Regions from separate parts of the Mus musculus genome. Here region 2 is linked to region 1. A link is a loop called in an ENCODE intact Hi-C map of the cell type or tissue named here. Cell type or tissue: gastrocnemius. All regions are shown on one strand. Links, peaks and the distances in the headings refer to the core of each region. The heading gives the core; the rest is flanking DNA.

Evidence for each region. A loop is a pair of places that touch in the nucleus more often than their neighbours do. Peaks named below come from ENCODE experiments on the same cell type or tissue, not always from the same donor. Only the 100,000 strongest peaks of a DNase experiment are listed, where the experiment ranks them.
Region 2: it touches region 1 in a loop (2.3-fold over the local background); 6 of 42 quality-filtered maps call a loop at or near these places.

What each region holds. Positions count from the first base shown.
Region 1 is chr13:44,828,678-44,839,704 of GRCm38, forward strand. The region is part of intron 2 of Jarid2 (jumonji, AT rich interactive domain 2); the gene reads left to right. Among named protein-coding and RNA genes, the nearest start is that of Jarid2, 100 kb to the left of the region's middle. In gastrocnemius, for the core only: a CTCF peak has its summit at 4,917; a DNase peak (open chromatin) is centred at 4,829.
Region 2 is chr13:44,753,394-44,764,420 of GRCm38, forward strand. The region is part of intron 1 of Jarid2 (jumonji, AT rich interactive domain 2); the gene reads left to right. Among named protein-coding and RNA genes, the nearest start is that of Jarid2, 28 kb to the left of the region's middle. In gastrocnemius, for the core only: a CTCF peak has its summit at 5,533 (motif pointing right); no DNase peak of the experiment used is centred there; H3K4me3 peaks cover 635 bases; H3K27ac peaks cover 2,158 bases.

The DNA.
Region 1 (11,027 bases), core at 1,662-9,661:
ATTAAAAAACCAAAAAATAGTGTTAGTTTCACATTGAAAGTGGTATATGGTTGACTTAATTTTCTTTAAAGACTTCCACTAAATACTCGCATGATTAGTCCTTTGCCCCCAGCATTTGTGTGAAGGAGTTGGGTGGATGTCTGCTGTTAATACAGAGAGCTAACATGTGAGCCTGTGTTTGAGTGGCTGATCTCAGCCTTCCACTTCTACAGGGCCTATAATAATGCAAATGGGCACAAGATATCATAGATCTCCTTTTTATGTCATAAAATTATGTGCACCTTCCATCTTACTTTTGTGCTCCAGAAGTGACAAGGCCTGCAAGCCTTTGCCTTGTTAAGGAAGCCCATGAGCTGTTTCATCAGTGGTGTGGATTGACTGTAGGACTTAACGTCATTATTGCAGTTTCTTGCTGGAGCTGGGTGGATGGGTGTGGCAGTGTAGAGATCTGCTGGTGGCAAGCCTTCTGCTTCCTTGCTTGTATATTCTACCCCGTTCCCTGTCTGTAATGAAATGACGGGTTATTGAGAAAGCTTCTGGGGATGCGAACCTTGGCCAATCTCTCAAGGCCCTTGGGCCTGCCGGGGGCTAAAATTAGGAACATTTAAATAATAACATGCTACACAAATAACAAGTACACATAATTACACAGTAAGAGAGGGGAGCTATTAGCTGCATTTGAATTTCATTTGCTCCCTATAAATGTCATCTCAGATCAGCAAGCCCTTTTGGCCAGCAAAACAATTTTGAGTAGATTTAATGGAAGCTGTATTTCTTTCTTTAGATGTACAGCAGGCAGGAATGTAATAGTTAAGCTGTTCTTCATATTTCACAGTTAGTGTTGGAAGCCTGTAGCTGTGGTTTGTGCACTCAAACCATCAGAATAAATGAGAATAAAATGGATGAGGAAAACTGTACCTTAAGAATGGAGTAGCAGTTTGCTTACCCAGCTCAAGCCTGGTACTTCCAGGATTCAAGCTCAGCCTTTTTGGAGTAGACTCCTATTTAATTAATTTACCACTCAGATAAATAGCAAGTAGTTCCTCTTTTTTAATAACAAAAAATATTTAGTACACAAGTTATTAAATAGTCAGATTGCATTTTGAAAACATTACAGTGATTCCTTGTCCCGCCTGCCTCTTATCTCCTGTGTTCTCCTAGTCTCCCTTTCATATCCCATGTGCCATTTTGCTCATCCTGTGTTGCCTGTGGTTCTCTCCCTTGGTGTCCTTTCTAATTTTTTTCGACCAGGCTTTTAATGATGTAGCTGGAATTGTTAATTAGGAGAAGTGCCTCAGGAATGGAGAGGTAAGTATTTACTAAAGTGACCATGGTTCTCTAATTCAATCATAGAAGCCATAAACCTAGTTTTTGGTTCTTTACCCTCCTCTGCTTTGGTCATAGTCCTTTAAGGTCATCAGCCACCGTGAGGTGTGTAGTTTCAAGTGCACGGGCCTTTCCCATCAGTCTGGCGCACGCTTTATTCAGATGGACAATCTTCTGCCTTACTGTCTTGAGTGCTGGGGTCACAGGCATGTACCACCACTCCTGATGTCACTACTTTTCTGATGAAATTGTGTGTCTAACCATGATGCCCAAGTTGAATTGCCTTGGAATGTCTTTCACTCTCATGGAACATTAGCTGGTACAAAATGAGTGAAGCAAAAAACCAAAAGAGATTCCTATAGAATAATTAGGTCAGAAGTCCACATAGGAACCTGGAGTGAATATGGCTAGCAGGGAGGCAGTTGTTGTTGAGGGCCCATTTTTCAACAACCATGGAAAGGCTGCATTGAAGACCTTGCAGAGGGGGGTCCTTGAGATGAGTTAGGCCTTCTAATCAAAGAGTACAACTGATGCTGTCAGTGACAGAGGCTGGGACTTGAAATTGAGCTCTACTGGAGAGTAGCTGCCAGGACAGATTTCCATGACTGGTATATGTGTTTGGGCTGTGGGTGAGGGAGATTAATTGGTAGCAGAGATCTTTTTAGCGGTATGTAGGTCTGTCTCAATATTTTAAAACAGGAATCTTGAGCCTTGATGAGGAGCTTAATTTGAAAGAACGGATCAAACTGAAGACATACTAGAACCTAGAAACTGAAGACATACTAGAACCTAGAAACCCAATTTAAATGACAACAGTGCCAAGTTGTCCCCATTCTGGCTGCTCAGAAGGAGGTATTTCATGGAGCATTTGCAGGTGGCACTGCCTATGTAGGTTAATGTGTTATATCCTGCCTTAGACCTAGTGTCCAACACTCTCAGCCCGCCTTGTGCTTGACCTTTGTGAGGGGTGTCCTTGCTGATGATGTCATCGTTTTCATGGTCTGTGCATGCACGGCCACCTGGGGGATGAGGGGAGTTTTTAGATGCCACACGGTAAGACCCTTGTCTGCTAATTTGTTTACATAAAGACCTATGATCTGGATCCTGGCCTTGAAGAGTTGATCCTTTAGCAGATGGATACAAAGCAGGATGCTGGAGCTAGAACACTGACTAACTAATTTGGAGGCCTTCTTGTTGATTGGCTTCTTTATGTTGGGAAGAAGACAGTTTCCTGCCTCACCTTAGGGCTAACAATAATCCTGTACCACGGACAGTACAGAATGGTAACATTAGCGGCAGAAAGAGATGCAAACTGCCTTCCATTACAGTCTGGTAGGACACAGGGGCAGATTACAGCAGGAGTTCATTGTCTAAGTTGTGTTTTCTTCTGTGCTTATGTGACACTTTCCTGATGATAAGGTAGCAAGATGTTTATACTTTTCAAAGTTCTTATTTGGATGAAGTCATTCTATCTTAAGTGGGGAAAAACCGATTCATAGGTAAAGAAAGCTAATGTAGAAGGCAGGATGGTTGAGTACCTCTCTGTGTTGTACAGTATGTGCAGAAGGATTCATGTGGTGGCCTTGAAAGGAAAAATCTGTAGTCTTGACCATGAGAATCCTATGTTGGGCTTTTGGGACGAGGAAGCACTTCTATATCTATAGTGATTTCGTTTAGTAGCCATTTTAGTAGGGCTTAATGGCCATTTTCTAAGTTTAAACCATGTGTAAAGGGCAAAAGACCCCTAGGATCACTAGAAAGTTCTTGATTCCTACACAGGAGTAGGAATTTGAGTAATAGGATCTGCTTATTAGTGTTCATTCTTGTGAAATGATAAGGCCACATGTGTTTTTAAATTTAACACATTTCATGTTTTAAACTCTAATATGTATATTGATGGTGCTATAAATATTGTTTAGCACAGTGAACTTCTGTAGTGTTGCAGTCTTTGTGGAAATGCTCTATCTACCCCGCCACCAGTTGAAAATACGTTTTTATTTCTAAGCTACATGAATGTTAGAAGTCCTACATACGGTGTATCTTTGAAGCTAGCAGAGTGATTACCGATATTTTAAAGTATCTAGTAATACTAGGTATGTATAAACCCCTTAATTTACAATTCATTTCTTAATCTATTTTGCTGCCAAAATTTCATCTATCCTCTTGGCATGCCCCCCACCCCCATACCCTTCCTCCCAAAGTTCACAAAACTTTATAGCTGTCTCATCTGAGGAAGCTGGGAGGATGATAGGAACATGAGTAGCTTAGTAGTTTACCACTTCTGCTTAAGAGAAGGGTCATCTGTGTCCGGCCAGCCCTGAGGATAAATCTGCAGAGTGGGCCACTTCCTCCACATGTCCCCCATTTCTATGAGTGTATCATTTCATGCTTTGTGTCTCACTACTGATTCGGCTCTTGGGAGATCTGAAGCTCTCTCCTTAAATAAAACCCATTCATTTATTATTTCTTTTGTTTCTTCCATGACTTGGGAGAATTTTCAAAGGACTCATACTTAGTAATGAATCTAGTGAAAAGCTATTTTATTTTGTCACAGGGACACATGCCCATGCTGCAATCCTAGATACTTGGCAGACTCAAGCAGTAGATCTTAAGGGTTTGCCAACCTGGGGGTCTCGAAGGGATGTGGACTGCTTGTCTAATAGATACAAGAAGCTGATTCAGTTTTTAGTATTGTGCCACCACTGTTCCCAAAGAGGTGGTCCCCCCCACCCCCCGTGGGATTGCATCTTGCCGCCTTCTTTAATACTGCACAAGTCTTTGGGTCTAGCTTTGCTAGAAGACAGTCTGATGCGCCACACTCGTGGGCACGATCTCATGGTGTTCTAACTATGAGGGAAATTTACCCATTCTGCACGGGACTTTGGCTTGTACAGAGTGGGTTACTATGTACTCTACTTTATTAGAAGAGTTTTATGCATTTTATTTGTGTGGGATGGGACGTTGTATGCTGTGGTGAACATGTGAAAGTCAGAAGACAGCTTGTTGAGAGTTGGGTCCATGGGGTTACAGAGGTCACTGGGCATGGTGGCAGGCAGCCTTAGTCATAGATAGGGCTATCTTCCCAGTTCTTACAAAACAAGCACACTAGAAAGAAAGCCTTGTCCCAAAGTGCTCATAGGATTTGCTTCTTTAAAGTCTTACGGTAATTTTAAACTTGCACCTCTACCTTTTGATTCCTGGAAGTGTTCTGATACTAGTGGAAGTGTGCTGTCAATTGATTGTTGCTTGTCGCTGTCCCTGTCGATCCTTAAGTTGTTCTGAGAAATGTCATGTGAAAGCACTGTGATGCCTTAGGTTTCTATTTTTTTGAACTGTTTGAGAGACATGCATCTCCTACCAGTTCCTGCAGAGGTAGGGTTGGACTCCAGTGGGAGGCTAGCATCTCCTGTTTGCCTGCTTCCTCCTCTCATTCTCACCACGTGCTGCACATCTCGACTATGTGGAGATAGCCTTTCTAGCCCCTTCTACACTATGCACCCCACAAATGTTCTGCTCTGCTAGCCTTCCCAGGCTCTCCTTGCTTGTGTAGAAGTCTTCCAAGGGAATAGGTTAAGATTGCCATCAAGTGGTTGGTCTTGGTAGTGGACAATAGTGTGCACATAAGTCCAGTTTCTTAGCCTCTCTGTGCAGAACAGTGAAGTTTAGGAATAGTGTTTGAGGAGTAATCTGCTCTTACTTATTTGAGCTGATGTATGTTAAGGAGCCGTCTTTGTAATCCCAAACTGTGCCTTGTATCAAAGACAGGTACAGCTGAATCTATTTGGCTGGGTTCAGTCTGGCTACTGGATGGAGTACAGGCCATTTAGAAGGAGTGTACCTCAAGATCTGGCTTAAAAGTGCAGTGCGTGTCAATCCCGTCAAGATCCTGATCAAAAGTGTGTCATCCTACCTCATGATCTGGATTAAAACCCTGTGTCTATTCCAGCCTAGAGATCTGGAACACGAGTGTGACCACCATTTCTGTCTGGTTATAGTTCATTCCAGATAAAGTCAAATTGACAACCTAGAATTGCTATCCACCCCTTGTCATTCACCACTCGACACACAGTTATATCTCCTTATATCATAGATTATTTTCACTAAATTCAATTCCCAAACAATAACCAGGTCATAATAACGCCTAACAACATTTCTTGTAAAACCACAGATGCTTATTTTAAATTTACAATAGGTTCTTGGGGAGCAGCATCCTTTTAGTATCTCAAACACAAATATGATTTTAATTGATGTTAAAGAAATTGAAAGAAAATACAAATATGTAAAAATGTATTCTTAATGGAATCCAGTGGAAGCAGGAGAGTCAGTTAAAATGCTCATTTCTGCCGGGCGTGGTGGGGCATGCCTTTAATCCCAGCACTCGAGAGGTAGAGGCAGTCGGATTTCTGAGTTCGAGGCCAACCTGGTCTACAAAGTGAGTTCCAGGACAGCCAGGGCTATACAGAGAAACCCTGTCTCGAAAAACCAAGAAAAAAAAGAGAGCTCATTTCTGCAACTGCTCACATGGTTCATAGATGGTATTTATAACTACTTCTTCTCTTCATTCTGCATTATCTCCATCCTCTGCAAGCACCTCAGCCCGTCCTGGTTCTTTTCCTGGAAAAGTGACCCTTACCTTCTTTCCTCATGGGAATCCTTTTGTCCTTCTGCCTGGATAGGCTGTTGTAGTTTCCCATGGACTTTAAACAGGGCATGGCAACACTAAGAGAAGCCCTACAGGATCTCCTTCACTCCAGACATAATCTTTCTGCAGCAGAAAGCCCTATATGTTTGGCTCCTGTTGTTTTTCTATTTCTAAAAGTAAAGTAGTAATTTTTCTCTCTCTCAGGAGTGTCAGTCTCAGAATCGGTGAGGATTCCTTTGACGTCTTAGTAGAAAGCACACCCTGCAGAAGGTGATTAGGGTTGAGGCAGCTGCACGCAGGAGCAGACCACTTGGAAAGAATTGAAGACCAGGTGTGCACCGTTCCAAGGTTCTGGATGTCAGTACCTTGAAATCAGGATCCATTCTAATACTAAGAGCTATGGCTTTGACCCGGCCACCTTTACTTTCCCCTTGCAGGCTCTCCTCCATGGCGTGGGTAAGGAAGGACTGTCCTACGAGCATAGAAGGTGGTCCGAATTAGCAGGTGCTCCTACCGCTGTATGCAGTTGCTTGCCCTTGAGATCTGTGAGCTGCCTGCGGTGGTAGTGGTTTAACTGCCTTTGAGCTGCATGAGAAAGGTTTCTGCTTGCTCATTTGGAAGGAGAAACCTTATTTGGAGGGAAAAAACAAAGAATGGAAAAATATCCAAATGGTGTAAATATGAAACAGTGGAAGAAAAAAACCTTTGGACCTATTTTGAACAGTTATTTCAAACTGAACGAGGGTATACTTTATAGTCATCCACATTACAATCTGTCAAGTCATATTAAGCCAGAATTCCTGGATTCTAGCCATCTCAAGCAATATTGAACACATCAAAAATTTTGAATGTGTTGGAATGAACATTGACATTGGATCTTAATTTTCATTCTCTTAGTAGCAGAAATAATCAGATTACCAGAAATAATCCGTAGCAGTAAGTTTACAGATTTTGCAGTATATTTGGAGACTTTGATGGCTAAACATAATTAGGAAATCTGAGATCCAAAGCACCTCTAAAGCAGAGTTTTTTGAGCATCATAAGGGCTTTGGGTTTTGTGGGTCTTGAGACATTGCTCTATGGTTTAGAACACTTGTGGTTTTTCTTGGGTGGGCTTGGCTGTCCTGAGTCCAGCACTGAAGAGCAGACTGGCCTTGTACTTATCCTCTGCCCCCAGAGAGGAACACTTTTTTCTTGTAGATAAAAGGACGCTGGTTTGGTTCCCAACAACCACTCACATGGTAGCTCTAGTTGCACTTACATGGGTACTGACGATTTGTTTCTGATTTCCAAGTAAGTGCACTGAGTACAAATGGCACACATATATACATGCAGACCTGGGCCTGATCCCCAGGACCCAGATGGTAAACTAACAATCTCTCTCTCTCTCTCTCTCTCTCTCTCTCTCTCTCTCTCTCTCTCTCACACTCTCTCTCTCTCTCTCTCTCTCTCTCTCTCACTCACACACACACACACACACACACACACACACACACAGGTGTTAGCTTTGTCCCATTCATTGGGTATGGCAGAGAATGACTTTCTGGTATTTATATGGCATATTGTCTACATTGTATTTTTGGACCAGGAGTTGTCTTTTTTTTTTTTCCCCTTTGGATGAATGCATGGAAGGTCCTTGTGAAGTCTCTGTCAAAGAACCAAGGCTGTATGGTGTGTTCATCTCCCTAATCCCGTGCAATGCAGAAAACCGAGTGTGAGTGCTGCACTACCTCTTGGTCCAGGTGTTACCAAGTTAATAACCTAAAAAGTGATTTTCATTATGAATGGGTTTAGAAGCCATCTTGATGTGGCCTGGGAGTAAAGGAAGGTCTCAAAGTTTACAATGGGGACCCAAAGAGAGATAATAGGCAGTGTGCACTAAATACCAGCAATAGTTACAAACTGTGTTGAAGCTCTTGTAAATATATTGTTGCTTTCTGACATATAAACTTCTAAATATAACATTACTGAAGTCTCTCACTTGTTGGCATCCATTTTTACTCTAGAAGCCCATTTTTACATTATTAAGTATACACTCTTGATTTGAATATGTGCAAGTATGCAGTCAGATATACAGATCAGAGATCAGCTTTCTCTGTCTATTCCCTTTCCACTATGGGGTCAGGCTGTTAGTCTTCCATTGCAAGTACTTTCATCCCCTGAGCCATTGTGCTAGCTGGTTTACTAGTTTAGAACGATACTAGCTGTGTATGAGCGAATCAAGTTAAAAGAACCAGATGACGCTCCTTCTTAAACAATATTTCACTGTAAGTTTCATATGTTCGTTGTTCCTTAAGTTCAAAGTTCCTGCATTTCTCTTTCTGCCAGCAGCCCTCCAAATGTGTTTCTCAGTGTTGTATAAGTACATACTTTCAAAAGATTGACCACTCCCATCTTTAACTTTATGTGTTTTTTTTTTTTTTTTTTTTTTTTTTTTTTGTTTACCTCTTAAAATCAGTTGAGTGCTTTTCAGATATTTTAAAATCGATCTCACCGGGCGTGGTGGCGCACGCCTTTAATCCCAGCACTGGGGAGGCAGAGGCAGGGGGATTTCTGAGTTCGAGGCCAACCTGGTCTACAAAGTGAGTTCCAGGACTGCCAGGGCTATAAAGAGAAACCCTGTCTTGAAAAACCAAAAAAAAAAAAAAAAAAAATCAATCTCCCAGCCATACCCTTCTTCAATCAAAATGTATTTATTGGGATGCTTCTCTGTTGAATCTTGATCAGGATGCCGTCAGTGGTGCTGTTTCTTGAAGGAACAGCCTTCTCTCATTCGTGCTTTTCTGCCTATGAGCTGACAGTGGAGCAGCCAACATAAAGACTGCTGTTTGTGCATGGCTTTGGTGATTTTATAGTGTCCTTGCATTTCATACCCACCCTAAGTGGGCTTCTATACCATATACGTGATCTAGTATTTCCTCTCCTATGTATCCTGGAGAAGGAGAGAATCATCCCTTGGGAGGTCATGTTCTCTACAGGGAGGCCATCACCACAGCGGAAGCCATTCCTCTAATGTTTGCCTGGCGGCCCTCCCACTCATGGCTGTATGGCTTTAGCTTTCCTGGAAACTCAGCTCTGTAGGCTTTTGTAGGCTTTGCTTTAACCCCTAACACGTGTTTACCTGCCTCTTCCTCCCGAATGCTGGGACCAACGCTGTGTCACCATTACCTACCTGTTTTGTTCTTTCAATTACAGTTTTGGTCTCTTGGTCTTTTCGATGTTGTTCAGAGCAGGCAATGTTTAAAAAGCTTTGGGACACTTGATTTTTGGAAGCTAATTAATAATACAACATAAGATTATAGACCCTTTCTATCTTGTTCTGCTTAGTAGGCCGTGTTCCTGTGACTTGCTCTAAGCCTACTCAGCCAGTAAGGACACTGGGACTGGAACATGCAGTCTTGTTCTGCTTGTACTATCCTTAGAGAAATACCTCACCAGACTAGATTCTCTCTCTAATACTCTACAACTGCATAGAGGCATCTTTAATTTTCAAATTATCCCATTTTGCAAAGAGCCCTGGCATTTTTTAATCTGGCCTTCTGTTCTGTACTCTAGACTACATTGTTGTGATGCCCACTTAAGGGTACTACCTCATTAATGACCACCATTTGATCCAATGGGAAAGGGAAACAGAGGGTTATAGTTAAGGTTAGACATTGAGTATTATCTCTTCTGACTCATTTCCCCACTATGAATGCTTTTTAGTTTAGTTGATTCTAGTGGTATTTTATTAGCACGAACAAACAAGTTAGCTGTATGAAATTTGTCACTCAATGTGGATCACTCTTTTGAGTTACTACAATTATTGGTATTATTATGTTATTGTATGGGATGGCCCCGATGCCACATTGGTTATCAGCACAACTGCATGTATTACCCAGTATGTGCAGGCCTCCCTCCCCTCTTTGGCATTTTAAGAATTATCAAGGCCATTTGGTAGGCTTGTGTATACATAATCCTGCTTGGTAGAGAGCCAGTGCACTAAAGCTTAGTAAAATAAAAATCTAAACAAATAATTACATGCAATTGTCCGTGTACCTGATTTTAATAATAACAATGGTTTTAGTATATTTGGTTATTATATATTAATATCTTATATTATATATTAATAAAAGTCAAATATTAGCCCAGTGTATCCTTTTTTCCACCTTTTTGGATCTTGTTTTAATAAATCACACCTAGGTGACAGGATCATTACAAGAAATTGGTCAAAAGGATCATTAGGGTGTAGGCATCCTTTGACACTGTTGGGAGATTCCTTACAGATACCAAAGCTCATGGAAGACTCATATTTGTAAAACTTTATAGCCAGGAATGTTCTTGTATCTAGTCTTCCACTACTCAGGATGTGTGACAGGAGAATTGTCAGTTCAGTTCCAGTTTGGACAAGATGGTGAGCTAAGGCCATCTTAGATCTTGGGGAGTATTAAGGGAAACTAGATTCTGAAACTTCATTTCTCTCCAACTGTATGTGTGATAGGTTTCCTCTATTGCACTTTCCCCAGAACTGGTCATCACCAAAGTATCTTGCCCATCTTCTTTCCAGTTTTCTGCAGTGGGTGCTTTCAGTATTGAAGAGCCTAGAGGAGCCCTGCAAAGAGGGAAACAGGGGTGGGGAGATTCTTGAATGGCCCCCCTGTCTAAAGAGACATGGTAACTTGGAGTGTGGTTGGAAACCAGACTATTCTAAGCCACAGCTTTATCATTTATACAATAGATTCGCACCATTCCATATGTGGGTATTACAGGCTTCAGAGGAGATTGTCACTTCCCTCTTCAGGAAGTGCTGAAATGCAGGAAATTTCTTAGGTGATCTAAGAAATGACCATGGTAACTGTCAGGCATCATACCCCAGGGAAAGCTAGTATCTGCCTTTACCATTTGCAATTAAATTATGACTATATTTTAAGAGCCCAGAAAGGTAAGAAAAACAGAGTCAACTTCTTAGGCTGGGGTGTTCCAGTCCTTGAGTGTGAACTTCAATTCAGTGCTCCGCTCCTGCTTTTAGACACCATCTTTACCTTTCTTGGAAGGACATAAAGAGAAGCATGTGGGTAGT
Region 2 (11,027 bases), core at 1,529-9,528, 75 kb before region 1:
TCATTGTTGTTAGCCCCTGTGCAGTACTTGGTTGCACTTCCCTTGCTTGACCCGTTTCTCCTGCTTTGGGTGTTTCGATTATATTTTTGGGGTTCAGAATTCTTATCAAAAGCCCCTACTTTTTTGAGTCATTTTGAGACAAGTCATTTTCTTGTGATGGCTTGAAAAGTTGTTGTACATCTTTGGTGGTTTAAATCTTCTGGTGAGGTAAGCAAACTGAGTGTGTGTGTCTGTGTTCTGGTAAGTGGGCAGTTTCTTCTTAGGAGCACAGATCTCCCTGGTGGCTTGCTTCCTAGAAAAATGTGCTGCTATAAATGACAACCTTAGTCCCTGTCAACTTAATTTCTGCGTGTCCATGAAGTATGTTATCTTTGACTTAGATTTTGGAGTGGGGCCTCCATCCCTGACAGAGGTGCTCTGAAGCATCCAACTGACCTCCACCTTCTTCAGCAGCTGGTTTCTTTTCTTTTTCTTTTAAAAGATTTATTTATTATATGTAAGTACACTGTAGTTATCGTCAGATACTCAAGAAAAGGGCATCAGATTTATGGATGGTTGTGAGCTACTATGTGGTTGCTGGGATTTGAACTCGGGACCTTCGGAAGAGCAGTCGGTGCTCTTAACCACTGAGCCATCTTGCCAGCCCCAGCAGCTGGTTTCTTAAAGCTGCTTTGATTGGTGTGGTTTACTGCTTGTTGGATGGCAAACCTTATATATAAATCCTCCTTGCCTATAGGCAGAAACAGTAAGTTGAGTACTCTGCATATAAACAATAATACCCAGAAGATATTCTTGTTTCTTGGAGGTTACATCTTTGCTAACTCACAAGAGGGCAGGTTTCCTATTCCTTCATTCTTGTTGTGTGAAGTAGTCTGAGGTCCATTTGTGGGGAAACAAGAGGTCGGGGCATGTGGTCTGCAGTGGTTGCTTGAGAGGAGCCCGAATGTGAGCTAGCTGGTTGTAAGACACAGTAGGTGCTCAGTAGAAAAGTGTGCTACTCTGGGCGGCAGCGGTGGTGCACGGCTTTAATTCCAGCACTCGGGAGGCAGAGGCAGGCGGATTTCTGAGGCCAGCCTGGTCTACCAAGTGAGTTCCAGGACAGCCAGGGCTATGCAGAGAAACCCTGTCCAAAAAAAAAAAAAGTGTGCTACTCCTTGGAGGGACATTTGTTGTAAAAATTAGTTCAGGTACACAGTTGTTAAATCAGATTTTAAACTATATAGTACATTGCAGATGAAGTTGGAACTCTGCTGATTGTAGTCAGTGCCTCCCGAGTACAGGTCAATCAGGTGGGCTGCTAAGGGTACACCTTGGTTGTGTGGTAGCGAGGATCTTAGGAAGGTTCCAGCTGGGGAGCCAGCCCACAAGCTCTTCACTCTCCACTTACCTGAATGCGTGATTTCTATCTAGGCTGTGTGTACAATGATCCTACCACTTGTGCATTTTATTTACATTCTTGAGGGTGTGTATGTGTTCCTTGGGTGCAAGAATAAACTGAAATTCACTAAATTCTGTAGGAGAGAGGCAAGTTGGTTTCCTGAGATACACATTGGTAGCCTTTCAAAGTGTTGATGGCTTAGAATTTCTAAGTTTCTCAGAGGGGATGTTTAGTAGATGGAATATACAATGTATAAAGCAGAGTCCTCCCTGCTGCAGAGGGTGGCTGGGTAGCTCATGGGACACTTGTTTCTAAGGAGCCTTTTTACTAGAAATTAGTGGTGGCTACCTTTTCCCTCTGGAAAAACTAGCACTTAAACCCTCACAGACAACATATCTTGACCTAAATGAGTTTTCTATAAAAGAATAGAGCTAGACTTTTTTTTCTGATAGCTTTCAAAACATCTGAAAAGCTCATCTCTGAACTTTCAGCTGTTGACAGTGGCAGTTATCCTGCTACTGCTAATAGAAAATAAAAAGTTCATTTGCCACAGTGATTGTCATTTCCTTCTTAGGAGCGCAGCTTAACTCCAGGACTTCATTTAGTCGGAGGAAAATGGTTGCTACCTCCCTGTTAAGCTGTTTTCCATTCTCCAGTTGTAGCAGAAAGACTGTTGGGGAGGCCTGGGGAGCTGGGGGTCACATAAAGGAAGACTAAGAAGGGCTGCTGCAGAATGTGTTCTTCTGTCTGGAAGCCTGTGTGGAGAGGGTGGTAGCTTTAGAAAAGGGGGTGAAGTAGGAGGGGGCAGCAGTCGCTGAAGCATGACAAGCTTCCAAAGGCCCCGGGACTTGAACACAAAAAAGAGAGCTTTTTGCAGCTCTTTCACTGCACTTGTCTCCCTCAGCTCCATCCATTCTCCCCTGCTGTTTTGTAAATCTCCCAGTTGGAAATTTCTAACCTGGGAGAGCTTCTTCCCGGCTTCACTTGGCAGGATGCTCACACGCAGCTGCAAGGAATTTGCTTTTCCTTTTCACAGCAGCTCTCATTTAAAAGCATTAGCGAGACTACAAAACAAAATACAAACTTGAGGATTTTTCAGAAGTGGAAGCCAAGTTTAATTAAAGTCAAGGAAGTTGGGGGCTATAACTCTTTTGTGAAGCCTCTTAAAGTCAGATGTGAGCGTGTGCCAGTGGAAGGCAGGCAAGGTGGGAAATACCCACGCTGGTCTTCGTTAAGAAATTTAAAGCCTTGCTTGTTTGGGGTATGCTTGAGGGATATCCTAGAATTTATCAAAGGATATGCAGAGCCATCATCTGGCCTAAGAAAGAATATTTACTAGTGGGTCAGTAGTGGTTTCTCCCTTCTTGTTGGAGGAAGAACGCCTGTAATATCTTTGTATTTCTTAGCCCTCTAAAAAACCTCCTAATTAGGTCCTCCCCTTCCATATGATCAAACCACTGGGCTGGAAAAAGGTCTAATAAAACATCATCAAAATTTTCTCCCTTGCCATGGTGGTTAAGCTCATTGTCTGCATTTGGGTCTCTACCAGTGTGCTAGGCCGACCTCAAACTAGTAATCCTCCTGCCTCTCAGTGCTGGGATTTGGTAGGTGCCACCATTCATATATTCATATATATATTAAATCTGATAGTGTTTGGGAGTACCCGAGTCCTCTATTTTGGAAGGCAGTTTCTTAATCTAATAAGAGACAGCATAGTTCATTAGGTCCCAAGAAAATTACTTCACTGGGCAGGAGGCGGATCTCAGTGGTATACAGAAGCTTGTGCTACTTGCAGGGTTCAGTTCCCTGAAAACCATTGATGAAGGCACCTGTACCAGAAATTTAGCCCTTGGGTCAGTCAGTATCTGGAAATGTCTTAGTTGTGTTAGATGCTTGGTATCTCATGGACAGAAGATGAGTAGTCTTTTGAGTATTTGTTGAAATTGCCTGGAGTTTAGTTTTGACACGAAATTGGTTAGTGTTATTAACATTCCTTTTATGAGTAAACATCGGTAGCTAGATACTTGTGTTTGCAGAAGGGAACATCAGTGTGTTTAGATCCTTGTACCTGAGGTTTAGGATTTGTTAAGGGTAATTTTTGGATTCTAAACTTGATCCTGCTTGTTAGGTAGGCACATTAAAAACAAATCAAAACAAAAAAACAAAAAACAAACAGGTGTAGAATTGATTCCTTTATTCTAGGCAAGCATGGTACCAAGGCATCCTTAATCCTTGTTTGTCTCTTTTGTTGGTAGGTCACTCATTGGGTCTTCTTTCCCATGTTTGCCTCAACCAGAGCATCTTTGTATTAATTATTAGCAGGGGTTGGTGTTCCTAATGAGACTTTTGGAGGTTTTTGAAGTAGTTGAAGGTGCAGTCTGGTGTATTTTTGCACATTTGATCAATACCATTTAGAATCAGGTTCTTGACTGGAGGGAGATTCTGAAATTAGACATTGGTTTTGAAAGAATCATTTGTCAAATAAGAGTAACGAAAGTGAGATTAAAAAAAAAAAAATAGAGGCCAGGCAGTCGTGGTGCACGCCTTTGATCCCAGAACTTGGGAGGCAGAGGCAGGCGGATTTCCAAGTTAGAGGCCAGCCTGGTCTGCAGAGTGAGTTCCAGGATAGCTGGGGCTACACAGAGAAACCCTGTCTCCAAAAACCAATAAATAAATAAAACAAAAAGGCAATGTAAGGGTGTCAAAACCCATATTGGATTGCAAGGCCTAAGGATTGTTTTTGAAGCCCTCTTTTGGAAACCAGATGTCCTAGTTAGTTGTGTGTATTGTAGTGTTGTTGTAATGTTCTTTTCCTAGCATTCTGTGTAATCTCGTTGGACATACACAGCTAGCAATATAAAACTTCCTCAGACAGTCTGTCTGCCAGATACTTCCTATCATGGGTTTGAATGTGCATTTTGTAAATACATTAAAAGTTAAATTTTACCACTAACTATTCATGGCTTACCATTATCTCTGACTTACCTATTTCCCTTACATTACAGTTGTGGAAACAAGGCTAAGGAAAGGTGTTTGTCGCCCTGTGGTAGTTTCTTAATGTGTCTGTACGAGGATTCCATTGGCTTGGAAACATTACAGTGTTTTGGTCACCTCATACCTTGGGTTTTTTTTTTTTTCTTTCTTTTTTTTTTTTTTTTAAAGTTTTATAAAACTTCTGCCAAGTGCTTAAGATTGTCTTTTAAAATTTCTGTTTCTTTCATGTGTTTGAGTGTTTTGCCTGTATGAATGAAAGTCTGTGCATCACAGGCCTGGTGCCCTAAGAGGCCAAAAAAGAGGGTGTTAGATACCCCAGAAATGGAGGTACAGATGGTTGTGAGCCACTATGTGGCTCTTGCTTCACCCTGCTCGCTCTGCGCCCCCCAACCCCCCCTCCCGCTCCAGCCCAAAGGTTTCTTATTTCTTATTATAGGTGGTTGTGAGCCATGTGTGGTTGCTGGGATTTGAACTCAGGACGTCTGGAAGAGCAGTTAGTGCTCTTAACCATTGAGCCATCTCACCAGCGAGTACTTTTAACCACTGAGGAGCTTTTCAGTCCCACAATTTTGCAATCTTTACTCTCAAACTTTGCCGAATATCTGAAGATGGTTTTGAACACCTGTCTCTACTTCCATGAGCTGGAATTAGAACATGGGCTGTTATGTTCATAATGTTTGTGTTTAAACCAGGTGCAGAGAAGCAGGTGGGTCCCACCTAGAAAGTTTGATGCTACTTTGATTTATATTGGCCAGAAAGGAACCCATAATGAGACTGTCCCTGCCCCCAAATCCTAGAGAAACAAAACCCCAAACTTTTATCAGGGTACATTTCCTGAAGGGTGTTTTTTTTTTAGAACTTGGGTAAATTAGTCAGGGCCTGGGCTTTGAGTCCTTAAAGATGTGGTTTTTACTTTGATAATATGCTCAAAAAATAAATTATTGTTCCAAGCACCACACACACCTATGCGCATATTCTCATTGATATAACATGCATCTCTTTCTCTCTCTCTCTCTCTCTCTCTCTCTCTCTCTCTCTCTCTCTCTCTCTCTCTCTCTCTAACATAATCTGATTTGTGGGCAGGGATGGCTTGGAGTTGACAGAGAGAGATCTACCTGCCTCTGCTGATGTACCTCTGGCTTGTGCTTGCTGAGGCCAGAAGAGGGCATCAGATGCTCAGGAACTAGACACACTTACTGACAGCTGGGAATCTGCTCTTTGGGTGGCTGGGAGTAGAAGAGTAGGAGAGGCAAGTAAGTATTCTTAACCACAGAGGTAAGGTGCTAGATGATCCCTGGCACTCGGGTTTGGGTGGACCTAGGGAGAGGTTTCCACTCTGCCTTTCCCCAAAACTGATTGCATTCTGAGATCTCAGCATTGAGACCCTTAAAAAGCTCCACCTGCAGTTAGTTAGAAACTTGTTGTCCTGTGGGAGTCAGGGAGAATCCTCCACCCTAAAATATTGAAATTTTTATTAAAATATATAAATATTTAAAATTTTGAAATAGTGGTCTCTGGGAACTGGCATTAGGTTACAAGTTGCTAGTATTGGATTGCATGAACCTTTCTAGTAGTGTCTTATGTGATAGAATAAAAAATGGGTTTTCTGGGTTACTTGTCTGACTTTGGTTAATAGACCAGAAGAACACAGAATGTTTGCTTGGTGCCTGCTAGGAGTTTGGACCACCCCAGGACTTGGGACAGTAGGGAAACTGGCGCTTGGGGTGACAGGTGAAGAGAAGAAAACCTTACCCAAAAGGAAGTATCACTCTTGTTTGTGCTCCCCTCCAGATGTGTGTGTTTGTGTGTTGGGGGGGTGGTATTATATTTGTGCAAGCCAGAGATCAACATTGGTCGAGTGTCTCTAGCCATCAGTTTTATTTTTAGAGATTATGATCTCATTGAGCTTAGATAGAGCTCATTGGTTAACAAGATTGGCTTGCTAGCCAGTTGGAGTACTTTGCCCCAATTTCTCCCCAGCATCTTAGTTACAGCACCCTAGACTGTCCAATCTGTGTGGGCACTGGGGGTCTGAACTCAGATCCTCACACTTTCAAAGCAAGAACTTTTTACTGACTGAGCTCTTTCAGTTCTGAACATAGAGCTGTTGGTGGGAAATTTACCTGCACAGCTTCTTCATTAGACACTGATACTTGTTAATTTAAAATCCGCTGTAATAATTGGAAGCAGCTGTTGTTTCCCTGCTGACTAGGTGGGTGCTGGAGTCATGCTTTTGAATTAGCTGGACTTGGACTGTTCGTATTTTAATTAAAGTCCCATTTTATCACTTTCTACCGCAGTTTTTGCCTCTCCAGTGACCTGGATTCTACAGTAATAGATTTGAATTATATGAATATCTCAGTAGAAAGGTATATAATCTTAAGTTCAAGGACTTGCAGTTGATGTTCTTATTAAATAGTGAATATAATAGCATGGTGATTCCCTTTTCTTCTCTGAACCTTGCTTCTATATCTATTTAGTCTTTCTATTTAGTTGATACTGTCTTATGTGGGGATATTGATGTATTAACCTAATTGCTTCTGTCACTGCTACCAGGGAAGTCACTGTGTGAAACGGGACAGATGATTTTCTGCTTCTCTTTGCCTAATAGAGTTTGTACATTAAGTTATGAATAATGGGGTTTAGGGGTAGTGGGGATACTTTTTTTTTTTGGTTTTCGAGACAGGGTTTCTGACAGTGCTGAGATTAAAGGCGTGCGCCACCACGCCCGGCTTGGATGCTTCCTTTCTTAAATGGAGAAAACCCCCAATTGTTGGAGAGAAGCTGCGGTTGAGAGCTGTGATGCGTCCTCTGTTTACCCCGCAGCTTAGGTGGGAAGGTTGGCTGGAAAGTTGCATGCACTCTTTCTCCATGACACGAGCAGGGAAGGGATGTGCTGCCTTCTCTTCCTCTTGGATCTAAGAACCGATCCTGGGTGAAAGTTATGAGGAAGTGGTTCTGGTTAATTTTGTTCTTCCTTTTCCCTTGAGTTTTGCTTTTGCAGACTTGTAGGTTAGAGCAGTACAGATACATTAGGATCCATGTGGCTGTTTTGACCAGGAATCAAGGATTCCTGGTCTATGCTCCATATAGGAGAGGTCTATGGTCTAATGGTTTGGCACTGCTCTATACTGAGCGCTGGGAGTGGAACTGGAGAAACTCTGAGCCCTGCTTATATATAGGTTTAGTCAGTTGCAACAGTGCAGCAGGCCCTGCACACTGCTCTACTAGAAGAAGTTGCTCAATGGTGCACAAACTGATTGATTGCTATGCTTAAGTAGAGGACATGTGGTGTGTCTTGTGCTGTATGGAATCCTGTTCTGAGTCTAAATCAGCAGTCCTTGACTACTTATAACAGCCTCTTGGAACTCTTATGAACCATGAGGTCAGAAAACTACTACTACAAAAAAGTCATGGCCAATGTTTCATATAGGAGAGCTTTTGAGTAGAGTTAATACTGTAGCACCTCAAAAAATAAATAAAACAGAAAACAGCAGTAAAAACTTGAGCAAATGGAGGAAGGAAGCTCCATCATGACACTGTTACTGGCCAGTGAAAGAAACAGTGTACAGATGAGGAGGGAGAAGGTCTGGGGTCCCTTGACTTTAGGAGTGGTTGGACTAGGAGTCGATTAACTCCTTTGTGTAGAGCTCTACCTTAGGACTTAAGTTTAGACCTGCTTGAATGGCCTTATTTTGCTTGAGATTTTCGTATAGAACTGACCATGAAATGGGCTAGGTAGGGTGGAAAATAGTAAAAGTTATTTTTTTTTCTTTTTTCTTTTTCTTTCTTTTTTTTTTTAAACATGGAAACAAGAGCTGGTCTCTCAGTGCAGAGACCCAGAATTATATAAAGCTATTTTTTTTTAAAGATTTATTTATTTATTATATGTAAGTATACTGTAGCTGTCTTCAGACACTCCAGAAGAGGGAGTCAGATCTTGTTACAGATGGTTGTGAGCCACCATGTGGTTGCTGGGATTTGAACTCCGGACCTTAAGAGCAGTCGGGTGCTCTTACCCACTGAGCCATCTCACCAGCCCTATATAAAGCTATTTTTATTGGATATTTTCTTTATTTACATTTCAAATGTTATCCCCATTCCGCCCCTCCCCACAACCCCATCCCTCCTCCCTTTGCTTCTGTGAGGGCGTTCCCCCACCAATCCACCCACTCCAGCCTCCTGATCCTCGATTCCCCCACACTGGGGGCCTTCATAGGACCAAGGACCGACCTTTTCTCCCATTGATCCCCCGACAAGGCGTATGCAGCTGGAGCCATGTGTACTCCTTGATTGGTGGCTTAGTCCCTGGCAGTGAAAGGTATTTCAGCTCTAGTATAGAGAGGGCTTTCCTTGAAGAAGACTCTTACCCTAGAGTAAGGATCCCAGACTTGCTTTTTACTGGGAAGAATGCCACCCCAATGAAGCATGAACTGGAGGTTTCTAGCTGTCGTTCTTAAGTCTTGGCTGGGGCTAGGATTCCCCCTATGGTGTGGGTTATTTTTAACTTTTTATAATCTTAGGACCACACAATAAGTAAAGGGGGTAGGGGCATTCACAAAAGCCATGTCAAGGACGAGGAAGCAGAAATCTCAGATCTGCAAAGAAAGTGTGAAGAGGGAAATTGCTTTAATTCAACCCCCCTCCTCAACAAATGATGCTACATACATAATGTAATCTGCCTGTCTGTCTGCCTGTCTGCCTGCCTGTTTTAGACAAGGTCTTAATATGTACCTATGGTTGTCCAAGGACTCACTATATAGACTAGTATTACAGAAAAGCGCTAAGCCATTAGGCCCTGACTACCTGTTTATTATGGACAATAGCCTCCTTTTCTCCCCTCCACTATTCATTTAAACACCTTAGCTGTGGCCCTAAATGTTTGTTTTCTGGTGCATATAAAAGAAGTTCTCTAGTATACAGACTTAACATTTAAAGTTCCTGGTCCTGGGATGTGTGTGTACACTTCAACATTAGCAACCACCAGAATGACTTGTGAAATCACTTGAATCCTGCTAGTTGAAGCACTTGAATCCTGCTAGGTAATACACATCTTTGCCTACCGTGTGAGTGTGTGAGTGTGTGAGTGTGTGAGTGTGTGAGTGTGTGAGTGTGTGAGTGTGTGTGTGTGTGTGCGCACACGCACGCACACACGTGCACACACGTGCACGCACGCACGCACGCGCATAGTGTATAAATTTGTTAGAGACAGATACTTCTTTGTCGTCCTGGGTAGTTTGGAGCTTGCTTCCATCCTGCTGCTACTGGGTCCTAAGGGCTGAGATATAGGAGTGCCACCTCCATCCATTTTCTATGGTAGTCTGGGCTCTGAAGTCATGAATATTTATGCCTTAAAGTTTCTTCACTGCAAATTTAAGAGAGCATCACTTGCACTGATGCACTGCCTAAGACACTACTACGTATGCAGCAGTTCTGTCTCCTACCCCGTGTGTATGTCTGTGTATCAATCTCCTGCATGCTTTGCTGTCTGCAGAGACCAGAGAGGAAATCAGATTTCCTGGAACCAGGGTTAGAGTTGGGTAGCCGCAGTTTGGGTGCTGGGCCTTAGTTATGCACACTAGCACTCATCCACCTGCCTCTTGTAGACTTGACTAAGCTCACTCACAGAGACCTGCCTGCCTGCCTCTGCCTCTGCCTCTGCCTCCTGAGTGATGGATCAAAGGTGCAGACCACCATGCCTGGCTGGACTGCTCCCCCCCACCCCCCAAAGTAAATGTAGGTCTCAGCTGCAGTCATGCTGAGTCTGTTTGCTTAAGTTAAATTCCCACCTGAGAAACTCGATCCTCCTTTAAAAGGAGGAAAAAAACGTCACAAATTTCCACTTCAGGGAAAAAAAAAGATTTAGGTTTTAGAGACTCTTGTTCCTATAGGGTTTTTCCTTTTTTCCTTTTTTTGTCTTATATGCTAAATATGATCATAAAGATTAAGATATCAGTGAAGAAAACATACATATTATTCATATTCATCATAGTGATAATAGTGACACTTCTTGAAATTTCTTCTCAGTCAAAAAAATGGCCAGTCAAGGTGGCACCTTCTTTTCTTTCTTTTTTTTTTTTTTTTTAAGATTTATTTATTGATTATATGTAAGTACACTGTAGCTGTCTTCAGACACACCAGAAGAGGGAGTCAGATCTCATTACAGATGGTTGTGAGCCACCATGTGGTTGCTGGGATTTGAACTCCGGACCTTCGGAAGAGCAGTCGGGTGCTCTTACCCACTGAGCCATCTCACCGGCCCAAGGTGGCACCTTCTTAATACTTGTGTATTACCAGGTAGAAAATCCAAGCTGGCTCATAGAAGGTACTGAGGAAGTGCTGTTCTTGTTTTGTTGTGCATTAGCTGGTGTTAAAGTTGTCAGGGTCAGTGAACTGTGAGGATATCTCTGGTTTGTGTCAAATCGAGAAAGAGTAGCATACAAATACCACATTTGGGGAGGCACAGACAGCTTGGGTGCATGGTTTGCAAACCACTAATTATTCCATTAAGAAAACTTTGTTTGTTTTTGTTCATTTGTTTTTTTTTTTGTACACAGTTTATCTGTCCTGGACCAGGCTGGCCTTGAGCTCTCAAGAGACTGGCTCTATGTGGGATTGAAGGGGTTTGCTACCACCACCTGGCATCTTCTTTTCT